2 separate regions of the Homo sapiens genome follow, and region 1 is linked to region 2. Evidence: chromatin loops called from intact Hi-C (ENCODE). Cell type or tissue: sigmoid colon. All regions are shown on one strand. Links, peaks and the distances in the headings refer to the core of each region. The heading gives the core; the rest is flanking DNA.

Region 1 (8,291 bases), core at 3,139-5,638, 330 kb before region 2:
TCCCTCTTAAAGAGGCTCTGTAGTTTTTACTCTCTCTCTCTTTCTGTCTTGCTCGCACATTCATATACCATTTGAGGCTCACATAATGGATCAGGCTATTTACTTTCCCTTTCAAGAAACCTTGTCATTTGATTGGGATAGATCTGATATCTGGGACATCTGGGTCATGTGTTATTAGGAGGAGAATCTAACTGACCTTTCCCACCTCCCCACCTCCTATAATAAATGCTTCTCTCTAACATCTTCTGCTTTCTTCTCTTTAAAGTGACCCCTGCCTATAGCAACCTTATGAGTGGGCACAGGGCATAGTTAACTTCCAGAGGCATTTGCTGTCTCAGACAGAGCTGCAGCTGCCTGGGGCTGGTAGAAAGTCTACTGGTTGATCATCAGTTCGGACTAATCATTACCCACTAAGCATAGATGACCATGTGGAGGGCAGGCTGCAATGGACGGTGCTTTACTTTCCCTTGCCAGGGCTGTCTAGATGAACCAGACTTCCACCAAACTGGAAGTAGCATTGGAGACACTTTCCAGGTTACAGTGTGAGGTGTTAGAATGAATACTCCAGTTCAGTGTGGGTGGACTCACGTATCTGCATTTTAAACAAGTGCCCATTTGATTCTTGTGGAAACTAACTTTTCTTCCAAGCTGTAACCGCTAGCTAACTTTATATTACATAGTCATCTGATTATTGCCTTCCTGCTTCACACCCACTCCCTGCCCTCCCTGTAGAATGCTCCAGGATTATACAAAATTTGTCTTTTGGCTTGCTACTACATGTATCTCCAGAATCTGGTACATAATAGATGTTTAAATGACTACTTATTAAATGAGTTAAAGTCTAAAAAACAGTCTATCTTGACAGGTTGCAGAATACTGATGACTCATGTGTTTCTTATAATAAAATTTCCTCCTGATATGTTGTGATAACATTCTTGTGAGTGTGTTTGAATATGTGGAGGTAGATGGAAGGAAAGATTGGTTTAATTCACTACTCTGCCCCAGGATTTAGGATGTGGACTTGAGCCAAATAAATGCAATATCTCTGGATTTTAAACTAGACCACTTATACTGTGGGCCTATATGCTTTTAAAAACATTATTTCTGTTAAAACCAGACTTCTATACTGAACCAATTGAACAGATAGTCTAGAATAAAATAATTTGCTGTTAGAGTTTGACTGTAAATCAGCCTCTGTATAAAGAAAATGTTTGACGGTCTTATGGCAGTGAAACATAAACAAACTGTAAATACATTCTTTTCACTGGTTTGTCAGGCTGGGCAAAACTTGACTGTTCACATCATCTTTGTATGGTCTATCAAAGTCTCAAATGAAAATATATTTTTGAGCTTTGTAAGATCCCAACAAAGAAAAATAAAGAGTTCCTTCGTCTACAGACCAAGCACAAGTATTAGGTGGCCTGCCAAGCTCCAAGCAGAACAAGAATGTGGCTGTTGCAGCCAAGTTCAGCTATCATAAATTTAAATATGCATTCCTTCTACTTGAGAATGGCTTATTTCCGTCACTTAGAGGAAGAGCTGACTCTTCCCTTGCAGACAAGCACCAGGCTTGGAAAAAAGCTATAAAGTAAATTAAAGTACCACAAGGTATTTACTAGCCTGCAAAATGTGCACCACGTTTAAGATCTTTCCAGCATGCTTCGTGATGAGGCTAAACAGATGAAATTATGCAACTATAGCCAAACTCCATCTCCAGTCTTACCTGTAAATGGTAACTCACAACCAAAGGGAGCAGAAAAAGAAATACTGGAAAGGAGAGAAACCAAATTTTGTGCTGCTTCACTGAGAAACATTTAAATGAAGGATAAAGAGCCAAGGGAAGCACCGGGAAAGAAAATATAATTTTCACTACACTCTATCGGAACCACCACCCCGATAATAGTGTTATTGGCACATTAGCTGTATGGTTGTGTTTACTGAAGTATTCTTTGGATACAGGTCATATGGTCAGGCTATCCTGTATTTAAAAAGCAAGATTGGTCTTAGAGATAAGACCAGGCAAGTCATCAAATATAATGCTTAATTATGTGGAGGGAGGACATTTACAACCAGGAACCGGAACTGAGCTGAGATGTTGAAGTGATTGACCAGTGAGAATTCACTTGAAGCCTGAACAGGGACAAAGAAAAGGATGTTTGGACACTGACTCTTACGTATCAAAAAGAAAAAAAGGATTTGCATGGGGCAGCAAAATGAAAGTTAGGAAGCAAGAATCCTTGAAAATTTCTATAAACATTGTGAATTGACATTGCCTTGTATCCAAATTAACTCTGGTAGCTCCACGTTACCTTGACGGGTGAATATTTTCTCACATCTTTGATTTTTTTCTTATGATTTTATCATGTAAATAAAGAAGAAGGAAGAAGGGAAGGTAATGAACATGTATTGAGTGTCTACTATGTGTCCAGAGTGTTACATATGTGCTCATAAAGTTCCCAAATTCTCTTGCCTTTGGGGTTTCTTTTAAATGCTCAACAAATGTAACCCGATGCTCCATTCCACAGGTTCTCATCTTCCTGAGTTTCCCCTTTCTTAGTAATCTTGTGCTTGCTAGAAAATGCACCCTCAGTCCTCTGATCTGGCTTTTGTCATCTCTCACATTAGACTTCTCTTTCAGGCATTTCTCTTCACACTTTTTGATTTCTGTAATGCCCTCTGGCTTCTCCCCACCCTGAGGCACTCTTGGTATGAACAAATACTCTTCTCCTTTTCTCAGAAAGCATGGTTACTACCTACCAATTTTTAATGTATGATAAAACTTTACAAATAGCTTGAGAATAACAGAAGACAATTACAATGCCAAGATGGAAAATTCAGACTATATATCAGACATTCCTACTCCTGGAAACACAAACCAAGCTCCTTCACAAAGGATCAGTGATTGGTTGCTTCCTCCTGAGCCCCAGTCTGCTACCCTGGTCAGGGGCTGTCCCCACTCCCTCAACTCTGTACTCACTAGACTTAGGCCAAGTTTCCCTCAACCTGTCTTAATGTCCCAGACCTGTCTTAATGTCTTAATTATTGTGCATAGAAGTCTAGCTCCTCATTCTCCAAAATGTCTTAGTTGTGAAATGGGATTTGGCCTTTTCCTTTGGATAATGAAATCCCCCTTGAAATGCTCTTCACAGACAAAAGCGTCAACTTCCTCCAAAAGCACATTCTTGAGCAACAGTTACAAATTGCAGGTGGCTTTCAGATAGTAATTATATATATATATTTTAATTATTATATGTATATATATATTTTTCTTCTTCTTAGACATGGCTACACACATTGCTATGATCTGAATATGTCACCCCAAATTTATGTGTTGGAAACTTAATTTCCAATGCAACTGTGTTGGGAGGTGGGGCCTAGTAAGAGGTGTTTAGGTCATGAGGGCTCTGCCCTCATTAATGGATTAATGCCACGATCTAAAGGGCTTGTGGGGTTGGGTTTGCTCTCTTCTGCTCTTCTGCCATGTGAGGACACTGTAAGAAGTCCTTACCAGATGTTGGTGCTATGATCTTGGACTTCTCAGCCTCCAGAACCGTGAGGAATAAATTTTTGTTCTTTATAAACTACCCAGTCTCAGGTATTTTGTTATAGCAGCAAATATTAAGTAAAATATATGTAGCCCAAATTTTCTATCTATTTAATTGCTCATTGTCTGTCTTCCCTTACTGGAATGTAAGCTCCATAAAGGTATGATTTTTGTGTATGTATGTATTGCTATATCTAAAACAGTGTCTGACACTTAATAGGCACTCAGTATACGTTTGTCAAGTGAATAAATCTTATTTAACCCTCAATATAAGCCTGTGGGATAAGTATTATATTTTATTTATTTATTTTTTTTATTTTTAAGAGATAGAGTCTTGCTCTATAACCTACGCTGGAGTGCAGTGGCATGATCATAGCTCACTGTAACCTTGAAAACTCCTGGGCTCAAGTGATCCTCCTGCCTCAGCCTCCTGAGTAGCTGGGACTAAAATACATATTTTAAATATATATATATATTTTATATATTATAAAAATATATTTAAAATATACAATTATATATTATATATTATTTATATATAAATGAAAAATGTATATGTATTTTTTGTAGAGATGGTGTCTTGCTATGAAGTCTAGGCTGCTTTCAAACTCCTGGCCTCAAGTGATCCTTCCACCTAGGACTTTCAAAACATTGGAATTATAGGCAGAAGCTGCCATGCCTGGCCCAAGATAAGTATTATTACCCTTATTTTCCAGAAGAGAAAAAAGAATTTAAAAGAATATAAATGACTTTTCCAGCCTCCCACAGATAGGAAGTGCTACAACAGTTTTGATGAGCTTCAGAGCCAATGCTATTTCTGATACATTTACTTTTTTTCATGTTGTTCCCAAATAGCATTTGCCAACTCACATTTATTAAAGGTTTTGTCTGAGCTTATCCAGGCTTTTAAAGAGGACTCTTTCTCAGGGGAATAATGGGGGTGGTGACAGAGTCCCAAGGGAAATGCAACAGTGTGGAGTCAGAACCACATATTCTAAGGTCTTTAACTTCTTGAAATTCCTCCTAAATTCAATTCTTACCTTTGATAAAAACAAAACAAAACAAAAACCCTAGTGACTGGTAACCTTTGCATGGTTTTCCAGCATGGATTTGTTCCAGGTTTGAGAGTTCTTTGTTCTCTCTCCTGGTCCAAAGCCTAGTCTTGAAGAGCTTGTTGCATTTTGATGCCATGGAAGAGAACAAACTTGGATAATTGACAGTGGAAAAAATTCACAACTTTAAAACCCTGAGGCCCACTGTGTCAAACCTGTACACTCACAGGCCACCATGAGTTAAGAAGAGAAGCAGAAGAAAGAGCAAGAAAGAAAATAAATTCTTAGCAAGATCACTTCAGCCCCCAAATCATTTCATGGATCTTATTTGCTTTGTTACCTACAATGGTATCTAACTCATAGTACATAAATAAGTAATAAATATCTGATAGTTGACTAACTGGATGAATTCCTTTTACGTTGTGTATTCTCTTTGCTTTTAAATCTGGACCCACCTCATGTACTTTGTTCTTGAGAACTCTCTAGGGTCTTTCTGAAGGACTGTAGAGCTGGTAGCTTTATGGTTTCACATCTCAAGATGTCAAGTTTGTCGACTTCATATGCCTGAGGTACAGGGAATATGCAGAAAAGAGCTAGACAAAAATGGAAGAAGCTGCCCAACTAAAAGTTTCCATAGTAACCATGTCTATGCTACCCCTTACTCCTTTCAGGAAACAACAATCATCCGCTCTAAACAAGTGATCTGAATAGGAGTGGCTGTCTTGTTAGGTGCTTCCTTCTCTCTGGCCCCTTAGTTAAGTTGGTCGAGAGTTGCACTGAGTCAGCCTAGACATACTTCCTCCCTGTTTCTTTTTCTTTTCTTTTTTTTGAGACAGAGCCTCACTCTGTTGCTCAGGCTGGAGTGCAGGGACACAATTTTGGCTCCCTGAAACTTCTGCCTCCAAGGTTCAAGCGATTCTCTTGCCTCAGTCTTTGGAGCAGCTGGGATTTCAGGCATGTGCCATCATACCCAGCTACTTTTTGTAGTTTTAGTAGAGCTGGGGTTTCCCCATGTTGGCCAGGCTGGTCTTGAACTCCTGACCGCAGGTGATCTGCCCACCTTGGCCTCCTACAGTGCTGGGATTACAGGCCCACCTGTTTCTTTTTTCAATCTGAAATCTGTAGGGAAGATTTTACTTCTGATTGGGAAGTTATTAGGGACTTGGTGTGAACATAGGACTGGTGATGACTAGATTCCTGCCACCTAGAGAAACTGTTTTATGAAAGTACTGCCAGCAATTTTTCTAATAGTCAAAAAGCGAAAGTAACCCAAATGTCTGTCAACTGATGAATAGATAAAAATTGGCATATCCATAACAATGAATATTATTCAGTCATTAAAAGGAATGAATTACTGACACATGCTACAACATGGATGCATTTTAAAAACATTATGCTAGGTGAAATAAGCCAGTCATAAAAGATCATGTATTTTATGATTTCATTTATATGAAATATTCAGAAAACACAAACCTGTTGAGATGGAACATAAACTAGAGGTTACCTAGAAGTGGGAGTGATGGTAAGGTTTTGGGGAGGGTTGATGGCTAAGGGGTGAAAGGTTTCTTTATGGAGTAATGAAAATATCCTAAAATTTATTATCATGACAGGTGCAAAACTCTGTGATTATACTAAAGTCATTAAATTGTACACTTTAAGTGGGTCAGATGTATGGCATGCAAATTATATCTCAATAAAGCAGTTAAACAAGAGAGAGAAATAGAGTAATACTAACCATAACAGAAGTAGATGCATGTTGTTTGAGTTGCTGGTTCTAAACTTTTGTTATGTATATTCCAGCCTTAATCTCTCCAAAGTTTGGTTTGATGAGCCAATACAATCTCAATGCCTTTCTCTTCTTCCTTTCCTCCCCTTTTTCTTTTTAAAATTTTGCTTAAGCAAATTCATGGTGATTTTCTGTCATTTGCCATAACAGCCCTCCTGTTACAAGGGAATTATATTTCCAAGGAGGTCGGGATGTACCGTCCCATCAGAAGACTGCTCTTCACACTGCGTAAAATACTATCACAGATCCTTACACATATGGATGCTCAGTAAATGCTTAAATCTAAACTTAAATGATGGAGTTTTTTCCATGGGGTATTAGATTCAGTGCTTCTGTCTCTTTAGCTCAAGTCGGTTTTCTTCAAAGGCGTTATGTTGATTATCTTCGAAATCCTATCTGGGAGCTTTTTCCAGCATTCACAATTTCCTCTGAAAAAAAATTAAGCTTTCACTTGCTGCCTTGAATTTAATGGGACCATATTTATGGACTTACAGATCTATTTTTGGGTGTTCCCACAAGTCTTTAGGTGGTAGGCAGAGTTTTGAAAAATTACTTTTCAAACCTAAGCAAATGAAATAATTGCAGGTTACAGTGGACACCAGCATGTACAGAGGCAGGCTGCTGTGGCTCCATTGCCCAATGCAAGCATGTACACGTGCATGCAGACACACTCCATATCCACTCACATCCCTACCTTTGTGCTTAAAGGTGTTTGTGTTGCCAGATAATTCTTGAACTGTGTCTGGCCTGTTGGGAAATTCAGGAAAAGCAAATGCTAGCAAATATTCTATTACACTTATTTAAATATGTGGAAAATGCAACTGCATGATGCAGCACAATGATTACGTTTTAACTCTTTATGAAAGAACACTTATTTAGAGCAGTGGTTCTCAGACTTTACTATGCATCATAATCACCTCAAGGGCACGTTGAAACACCGGTTGCAGTGCTGTTTCTGATACACTTAATTATTTTCATATTGTTCCCCAATAGCGTTTGCCAACACCTAGAGTTTCTGATCCAGTAGGTCCAGGGTAGGCCTGTGAATGTGCATTTCTAACAAGTTCGTGGGGGTTGCTGCTGCTGCTGCTGCGGCTGCTGGTCTGGGGAACACACTTTGAGAGCCATTGACTTATAGTATAAAGTCGGGTGCTTGATTTTTCTAAACCGATACTTAATTTGGGGACTAATATTTCTTAGGGCTTAGAATTGTAACTTGATCTAGTGACTTGGAGGTGAAAACTTCATAGCTCATTTCTCATTCCTGAAGCCTCAGTTTTAAATTAAATGGTCATTGTTTTAGTTTCTAAATGTTCCATTGCAAACATCAGTTTTTGTCCAATTCTATGGTTGTGCTTTCCACATCAGCTAATTCCCAACATCATTAAAAATCCTAGGGGGACAGCGGAAAATGTAAATTCCCAACTGAGCAGGATCTGGCAGAGAGGTAGGGGAGGAGGGTGGAGTGGCTGGATTCTCAACTGTCAAATGCACAACTATCTAAAAATAAGTCCCCTCAGTCAAGAAGACTGGCTCAGAGATGAAAACTGGGGATGATTAAGAACTGTTCGCAGAATTGCCTTTGAGGTATATAAGTCTTCATGTGACATTTTCTTTTTTTCCTTCCACTGAGAGAAAAAAAAAATGTGCTGAAACACCGAAATACCAAATTTTGTGTGACTTCAAATAACATTATGAGAAAGGGCAAGTCAGCAAGGAGGACACAAGGAATTTCAGTGCTCAGCTTTAAAATATTTTTGCTAAGTTTATTAGGCCCTCTATAAAAGCAGTGTTCTGTGTGTGTGGTATGTAGGCACACATACATATATTACATTCTTACATACATATGTCCGTGTCTTTTATCAGACCTTTGGATCTTTCAAAAAATTTTAATGCAATTGAGAGGTGACAG
Region 2 (8,291 bases), core at 3,331-5,830:
ACATTTTACTAGTAAGAAAAACAAAACCATTTTTCTAGAGTTAAACAAATAGTGAAATCATGCAGTAGGCATATTGGGATCAGGTTCAAAGGAGATCATCTACATATGCTGTTGTGGACATTAAAGGAACATAAAGTACTTGAGTGCTAGAACCTTATTGTTTGCAAAGAAAACAGTTGGCAGAATATTTCCTGATCTTGATCTAATATTGAATGAAATGAGAAAGAAACAAATTTTATCAAGTTCTAGCCAATAAGCCCACATCTTTTTGATCCAATGAGCAAGTAAATTGGCAATAATTATTAAATATCTTGCTCCTTTTTCATTGATAAGTTGTCATAAGAGGATTTCAAATGAGGAAAGGGAAAATCATTTCTCTCTGACCCTGATAATATCAATAAAGACCAGATTAATGCTTTTAAGGGTTTTTCACAAGAGATGTATCTCAGAATATAGTCAATATCTTAATAGACAACTAATTACTCCAGGCCTGAAATAGCATAATTATTAATGCTGAATAAATGATATCAAGATTTTTGATGAAAATCATATTGAGCTAAATGTTTGGCCCTTTACTGATATTTTTTATTTTCATTAAGATTGGAACTTACGTTGAATATTTATATTATGGTGGCCTTTAAAGTTCTTGCTGGTAAAGTGATATTTTAGTCAAGATTTGAAGGAAGTGAAGGAGCCAGCTATATGGATATCTGAGAGAAGAGCATTCCACTCAGAGGGAACAGCAAGTGCAACATTCCTGGACCCTGAGCTTCTTGGTGTCCTCAGGGAACACTGAAGAGGTCGGTGTAGATGGAGTATAATGAGGAAGAGAGAAAATAATAGGTGAAGTCAGAGAGGGAGCAAAAGATTGGGATATGAGGACTCCAGCTCTCACACTGAGATAAGAAGTCATTGGAGGATTTTAGGCACAAGAGTGGTTACTTTTTTAATGACTTCCTTTTTAAAGAGTTCACTCTGAGAGCTGTGTTGAGAATAGACCGAAGGAGACAAAAGCAGAATGAAAACCAACTAGGATGTTATTTCAGTAATTGACCCAAGAAAAGGTGGTGGCTTGCACCAGCGCAGTAGGTTGAATTTTGGACCTACTTTTGCTCACTTTTTCAATAAATGTCTATCAAGTCCCTACTATGTACTGATGCTACTTTGATTACTGGAAAAGCATGTGTAGCAAAAAATCGAACCCATGGTCTCTATTCCTCTCTGAATTTGGAGAAGGGAAGTTGGGGGCAGAAACAGGCAACATAGTTGTAAGAAATAGGCAAGATAAATTTCAGATAGCAATATGCAGTGTGAAACAAATTAACCAGTTTAATGTGACAGAGTGACTGGCTGGGTGGATGGATGCTACTTTGCTACTTCAGATTATCTCTTTGGGAAAGGCCACTCTAAAGACCAGGTAACCTATTGGCTTGGACATGGATGATGAGAAGAAGGAAGCCAAGTGAGTATCTGGTGGGTGATTGCTCCAGGTAGAATGAACTGCAAGTTTGCAATCAGAGAAGCACATGAGGCTTGCTCAATAAACAAATGGAAGACTAGTAGTGTGACTGGCTGGAGAACAGTGAAACAACTATAAAGTCATAGAAGTGAGATTAGGGAGGAAGATTACTGGGGGTCTTGGAGGTCATAATAGGGAATTTGGATTTTATTCTAAGCATTTTAGAAAGTCATGGGAGGGCTTTAAGTAAAACATGGCATGCTCTACTTCACATTTTCAGAAAATCCCTCTGGCTTTTTTGCAGAGTGTTGACTCTGTTAGAGACGTACAAGTAGAGAGCTCCAGCAAGCTGGAAATAGGAGTCTGTAGTCCAGCAGAGAAGTCAGGCTTGAAGATACAAATTGAGGAGTCATCAAAGTATGGATGACATTGGAAGAGAAGGAGCAAGATGACATGACTTCAAGAGTGGGTGCAGGTGGGCTGCTTCCCATCATGGTAAGACTCTCCTGTTCTTATCTTCCAATCTCTCCTCAACCAACTCCAGTTCACATCTATAACCCCACCACACTACTGAATCTGCCTTCGTTAAGATCACCGTTCTTTCCCTGAAACACAAAGTGAATGGATTTAGTAAAAAAATAGTTAGGAGGCAGGAAAATTGAGAAGAATTAGAGCAATGTCACAGTGATAAGACTCTAGCAGAGAAAGATCAATGCCTCCAACATATTAAGAACTGAAAAGTGTCAAGGAGGGTTTATACCATATTTGAGAGCAAAATTCTAAGAAACATTGAGGCTTGGCTCTGACTTCTCAGATCCCAACTGCTTGCCTGTGTTTCTGATCACCATCTGCTCCCGATTCCCAGGGCCAAGCTCTACCACAGACCCTTGTGTCTTCAAGTTGGGCCCCCCAGTGCTATCCTGGCATGCCACCTGCTATCTGTTGCCAGGCCTTTTCAGATACTATATTCTGCCTGCTATACTGAACCTCTCTCCTGTATCTCAAATACATACATTTCCTTTCCTACCTTCTCTTGAGCAGTTCTAGTCCTAATTTCTGGATTCTTTAGTCTATATATCTTATAATAACTAATAAGGCTCTGGTCAGCCATGCCTTTCGATGGGACACTTACTAACCAACCCACTACTCTGTTACAGTATTTTTTAGGGTCTAGAAGATGACAAGCACTGGATTTTGAATTCATCCTCAAAAGGTCCTTGGCTCATTTTATATACTTTGTGATTGAGCCAGGTCAAACCCCAATAAATGCTGTGCCCCTCTAAGTAAGCACATGCTCTTGTATATTTACCAGAAGCAATTGAAGCAGTGAAGGAAGAAGTGATAGAAGTCACTGAAAACTTCACTATATAAAAAGTCTTTTTTATATCTTGAACTAGGAAAGGCTGGACTAAAGTTCTGCCAACAGCGAGGCTCACTCCATTAGTTATAACTCTTCTTCCTACTGCTTGGCAAATCAAGATATAAGAGTCCTTCTGGGGGAGCCACTTTTAACTCCTCTGGGGGAGTTGAAAAGCAAATATCATGTTAATCTTAAAAATCAGTTTCTCTATTTCATTATTTTTGAACCTACAATTCAATATATGTTCATTGAATTACAGAGTCTATTATTTATTTGAAGCTTGTTATGGGTTAAATTGTGTCCTTCCAAAATTCTTATGTTGAAATCCTAATCCCAAGTATCCCATAATGGGACCAAGTACCTCAGAATGGGAAATAGAGTCATTGCAGATGTAATTAATTAAGAGATGTAATTAATTAAGATACTGGAGTAAGATGGGTCCCTAATCCAGTATGACTGGTGTCCTTCTGAAAAAGCAAAATGTGGACATAGATACACACACAGAGAAATGTCATATGAAGAGAGAGGGCAGAGATGTAAAAGCCGAGGAACATTAAATATTGCCAGCAAACTGCCAGGAGAGAGGTTTGGAACAGATTTTCCTGCACAGCCCTCAGCAGGAACCAATCCCACTGACATCTTGATTTTGGGTTTCCAGTCTCCAGAACTGTGACACAATAAGTCTCTGTTGTTTAAGCCACCCAGTTTGTGGTTCTTATACTAGCCCTAGCAAACTAATACAAAGCCTGAGCAGACACAAATTATATTAGCCACAATAATTTAGCAATATTTTCAGTTTTGCATTAATGAAAGTACAGCCCAATTTGTCCACCCTTTGGAATTTTGCCAGCATAAACCCTCATCCCATCAAAATCATCACAAATTAGGAAGAGAAAACAAAGGGTGGGGGCAAAAGGGGTGTAAACACATGCTCATTTTTCTGAAGAGGCCGAAGGAGTGCTTCTTCATGTAGGCATATTTCCAAAGAGGCTGAAGAAAAAAATATGTATTCAAAAAGAACATTTACTCCTGTTGTTAAGTCAATGCCTCACAACATCACTACAGTATCAGACACGAAAATTAGGCCAGAATTATGCAGTTGAGTCTAATGCTGTCTGTTCAGGCTTCAGTGATAGACAAAAAGAAATAGTTGCATTTTGTATGGTAATTGGCTGGAGATGTGCAGTACGCATTTACAAACCATGTCAGGACATTTTTGCATATCAGAAAACAATCTAACACATTTCATGAGACACTTGTGCAGTCCATGAATTTTAATTATCTATGAAGCCTTGGACAAAGAGTACAATACGAAACACTTCAATAATAGCAATAATAAATAATCTTTATCTTGCCATTGTTGGTGTCAATCACAAAATTTCATCTTTATTAATATTACATCATTATTTTATGAGAATAATTACTACTTTGTAGTATGAGTAAAATATGTGCTTATGGAAATATGAGACAAGGGCTGTATATTTCTTCTATTCAGCTGACACAGTGGAATCCAATAAAATAGAGAATGGAATGAGACTGAGTATGAAAGAGAAACACCAATTTCTTGTTTGTTCTTTTCAAAGTTGTACAAAACCCAAAGGACAAACCAGCTCAAACAACAATCTCTCCAAACTTGATCTGGTAGTTTGCCTTCAAGGAACATGTACTGAATGAGACACTAGGTTCCACACAGCTGGCCAAGGACTTTGGAAATCATTGCTCCTATTTTTAACCCCACATTCTTGAGCTGCCCACCCCCACCCTACCCAATCACACAGCTCAAGATTCCTTCTGAGCAATTCGGACTGGACAGAGCAGCACGTGGTATCCACGCAGCCAGACCCTAGCCAGCCTCACTTCCAAAACCTGTCAGTTAAAACTAATTTAGGGGTGAATCACGGGACCTCTGCTCACCACCCAATCTGTTTAGGAACATTGCTCTGTCCTTTTAACAGCCAGAGCTGCAGGCAACATGTACTCTGTTATGAGAGGGTAAGGAGTGTTCAGCTCACTTAGAATCTGATTGGCAGAGCAGCCTTAATACTTTATAATAGTTCTTAGAAATGTTTACGGAACGCAGTGTTTTGCACTGCAGTATAAAGCACACTATGTGCAGCCATACCCTAACCAGTTGTAGATCTGCTTGGGCAGAGGAATCTGTTTTCCCAAGAAGGGCAGTCTCTCTCTTTACTCCAAGAACTATAGAAGAGGCATTGAATTTAAATTGAAACAAGAGAGACTTAAATCAGATTTAAAGAGTTTAGGCCACTAAACTATAAATTTTTTGAAAATTTTTTATTTATTTTAATTTAAACTCTGAGATACACGGGCAGAACGTACAGGTTTGTTACATAGGTATACATATGCCCTGGTGGTTTGCTGCACCTATGAACCCATCATCTAGGTTTTAAGCCCCACCTGGATTAGGTATTTGTCCTAATGCTCTCCCTCCCCTAGCCCCCCAACCCCCGACAGGACCCAGTGTGTGATGTTCCCCTCCCTGTGACCATGTGTTCTCACTGTTCATCTTCCACTTATGAGTGAGAACATGCAGTGTTTGGATTTCAGAGTCTCTTTGTGGAGTTTTAAACAGTGACAAAGAGATGTATCTTTCACCCATTTTGGAATACCTAAATTAGTGCATTTGAGAAGACAAAGAAAAAATATAAGACTAAATGGTAGTGTTTTGTAGTTTTATGACTCTATGTTCTTTTCTGTTGTTATGAAATTGCTGTTGCTCTTTGGAGGAAGAAATCAGTTTTTCTAACTCTTGATGAATAAATGCTTCACATCTCACCCACGCGCACTCTTCCTTTAGGTGGTTTTGCTGTTAATTCGCTTTAACTACCTCTTTCTTCTCTGTGTTTGGTCTTCTAAAACTGGTTCTGCATAATAAATCCTAATAGTCCTGTTGTGGATGAAGAACTAAATTTAAAAATGTAACTTCTCACCAAGATGTCCCTGAAAGTTAACAAGGAAACCTCTGCTCCTCCCAAAGTCAAGATAAAGCAAAGTCTTTGAAGGCCAAAAAGGCAGTGCAGAAAAGTATCCACAACCATACTCAAAAGATCCTCACACTACTCCACTTCTGGTGGCCCAAGACTCTGCAGCTTTTAAGGCAGCAAAATGTCCTTAGAAAAGTACCACCAGGAGAAGCAAGCTTGATCACTCTGCCATCATGTTCCACTTGAATCAGACAAGAATAGGGAAGACAATACATATGTGTTCATTTTAGATGTCAAAACCAACATGCACCAGTTCCAAAGGCTGTGAAGAAGCTTCATGACACTAACATGGCCAAGATCAACACACTGATCAGGCCTGATGAACAAAAAAAGGCTTGACTATGATGCTTTGGATGTTGCCAACAAAATTGGGATCATCGAAAGAACACTCAGATGGCTAATTTTAAATACAAAAATTTCAGATTTCTTTGTGATTCTGTGATTAGTTCAGCTTGACAAGAAGAAGAGAGAAAGGAAAATGGCATTTCTGTCCTCATGTTTCTCCTCTTTGTGCATCTAGATGATGAATGGTGGGTGAATGGGGGCAAAAGGTCTTGGTCAATAAAAGAAAATCTGAAAATCTTCCTGAGGCCATCTGTGTCTAGGTTTTAAATTCTTCGCTCGGTGGAAGAGATTTGATGATGAGAATTCAGAGATACAATCCTTTTCTTATCCTACCTATGTCAATAGCTCTTGATTCAAATGCTATTATTAAATTATTTTTTCATTCATTCAGCAAAGATTCATTGAGCACATATTATGTGCTAGCTTTCACTCTAGCTCCAGGGTTACAGCTCTGAAACACTTGACAAATGTTTCTACCTTCATAGACTTCACTTGTACTAAGAAGAGATGGACATTAGACAAGTAAATAAGTGGATTCAGTAGAATGTCAGATGGCTGAAAATGTTATGGAGAAAAATTAAGCAGGAAGGGTCATGAGGAGTAAGAGGGGAATGAACATTGAAGTTTGGCAGGGTGGGCAGGCAGGACTTGGCTGAGAAGAAAATATTTGGGTAAATATCTAAAGGAGGGGGCAGAGTTGGATGTGGATATTTGCAGGAAGAGCATTCCAGGCAGAAGAAATAACAAATACAAAGCCCTGAACATGTACCAGACAGAACATTTGTCAAAGCATCTCATCTCTCTTCTACCGTAAAATAAAATTCTGCTCTAACAGGGTAGTGAAGAACGTATTAATCCTGCACCAATACTATTGTTCATTTAGCTCACAAGTTCATTACCACAATTTGATGGTATGAACTGCCTTGGAACTTGGTCCATGTGTTAACATTCATCGTATTTTGTTTTCTTTTTGTTTTTATTTTGTACTGGTAACACATAAATACTTTCTTGTTGAAAAGATGCAAACAATAGGCCTGGCGCGGTGGCTCACGCCTATAATCCCAGAACTTTGGGAGGCCGAGTCGGGTGGATCACGAGGTCAGGAGATCGAGACCATCCTGGCTAACACAGGGAAACCCCATCTCTACTAAAAATACAAAAAATTAGCCGGGCGTGGTGGCTGGCGCCTGTAGTTCCAGCTACTCGAAAGGCTGAGGCAGGAGAATGGCGTGATCCCAGGAGGCGGAGCTTGCAGTGAACCGAGACCACAACCGTGCACTCCAGCCTGGGCAACAGAGTGAGACTCCATCTCAAAAAAAAAAAAAAGATGCAAACAATACAGAAATTTATAGAGTGAAGTGTGGTTACCCCATCCAACTTCTCTTGCTATACTTCTTATCAACCTACCAACGTTCTTACTTCAGAACAAACTACTGTTAATAGTTTGATATACATTCATCAGTCATTTTTTCATTTATATATGCATGTATATGAAGACGTAGTTTTTTTCATAAATGGGATCATACTTTACACGTTTTTTTGACAACTTGCTCTCAACATTGTGGAAGATTTATCTGAGTTATAGAGAAAGGTCTCTTATATTCTATAATAAAAGTGGAGTATTTCATGGTACAGATTTGCCACACATTATTCACACTCCCTATTGAAGGGTTGTTTTTATTTTTTAAATCACAAAAAGTGAATCTCTTTGTATGAAACTTACGGTGAAAATATGTAAATGTTTCTCTAAGATAGACATCCAGAATTTTGAGTAGATGGATATATGTGAGGTTTGTTATTTACTTTTTTGTAATGGTGATATACAGAGGTATGATCCACATACCATAAAATTTACCCAAAGTATAAAATGTAATGATTTTAGTATATTCGGAATTGTGCAATCAATAAATTTTAGAACATTTTTATTACCCCCCCAAAACACACAAACCATCTAAGCCATCACTCCTCAATCTTCTCCTCCCTTTCGGGGAAACCCCTAATCTACTTCTGTCTCTATAGCTTTACTTCTTATGGATATTCCATATAAATGGAATCAGAAAATTTTTGGTTTTGTGTCTGCCTTTTTTCACTTAGCATAATGTTTCTAAGGTTTATTCACATT

What was found. A loop is a pair of places that touch in the nucleus more often than their neighbours do. Peaks named below come from ENCODE experiments on the same cell type or tissue, not always from the same donor. Only the 100,000 strongest peaks of a DNase experiment are listed, where the experiment ranks them.
Region 1: it touches region 2 in a loop (10-fold over the local background); 2 of 110 quality-filtered maps call a loop at or near these places.

The regions. Positions count from the first base shown.
Region 1 is chr5:68,020,955-68,029,245 of GRCh38, reverse strand. No RefSeq gene overlaps it. Among named protein-coding and RNA genes, the nearest start is that of LINC02219, 160 kb to the left of the region's middle. In sigmoid colon, for the core only: no CTCF peak of the experiment used is centred there; no DNase peak of the experiment used is centred there.
Region 2 is chr5:67,690,684-67,698,974 of GRCh38, reverse strand. No RefSeq gene overlaps it. Among named protein-coding and RNA genes, the nearest start is that of LINC02242, 48 kb to the right of the region's middle. In sigmoid colon, for the core only: no CTCF peak of the experiment used is centred there; a DNase peak (open chromatin) is centred at 4,644.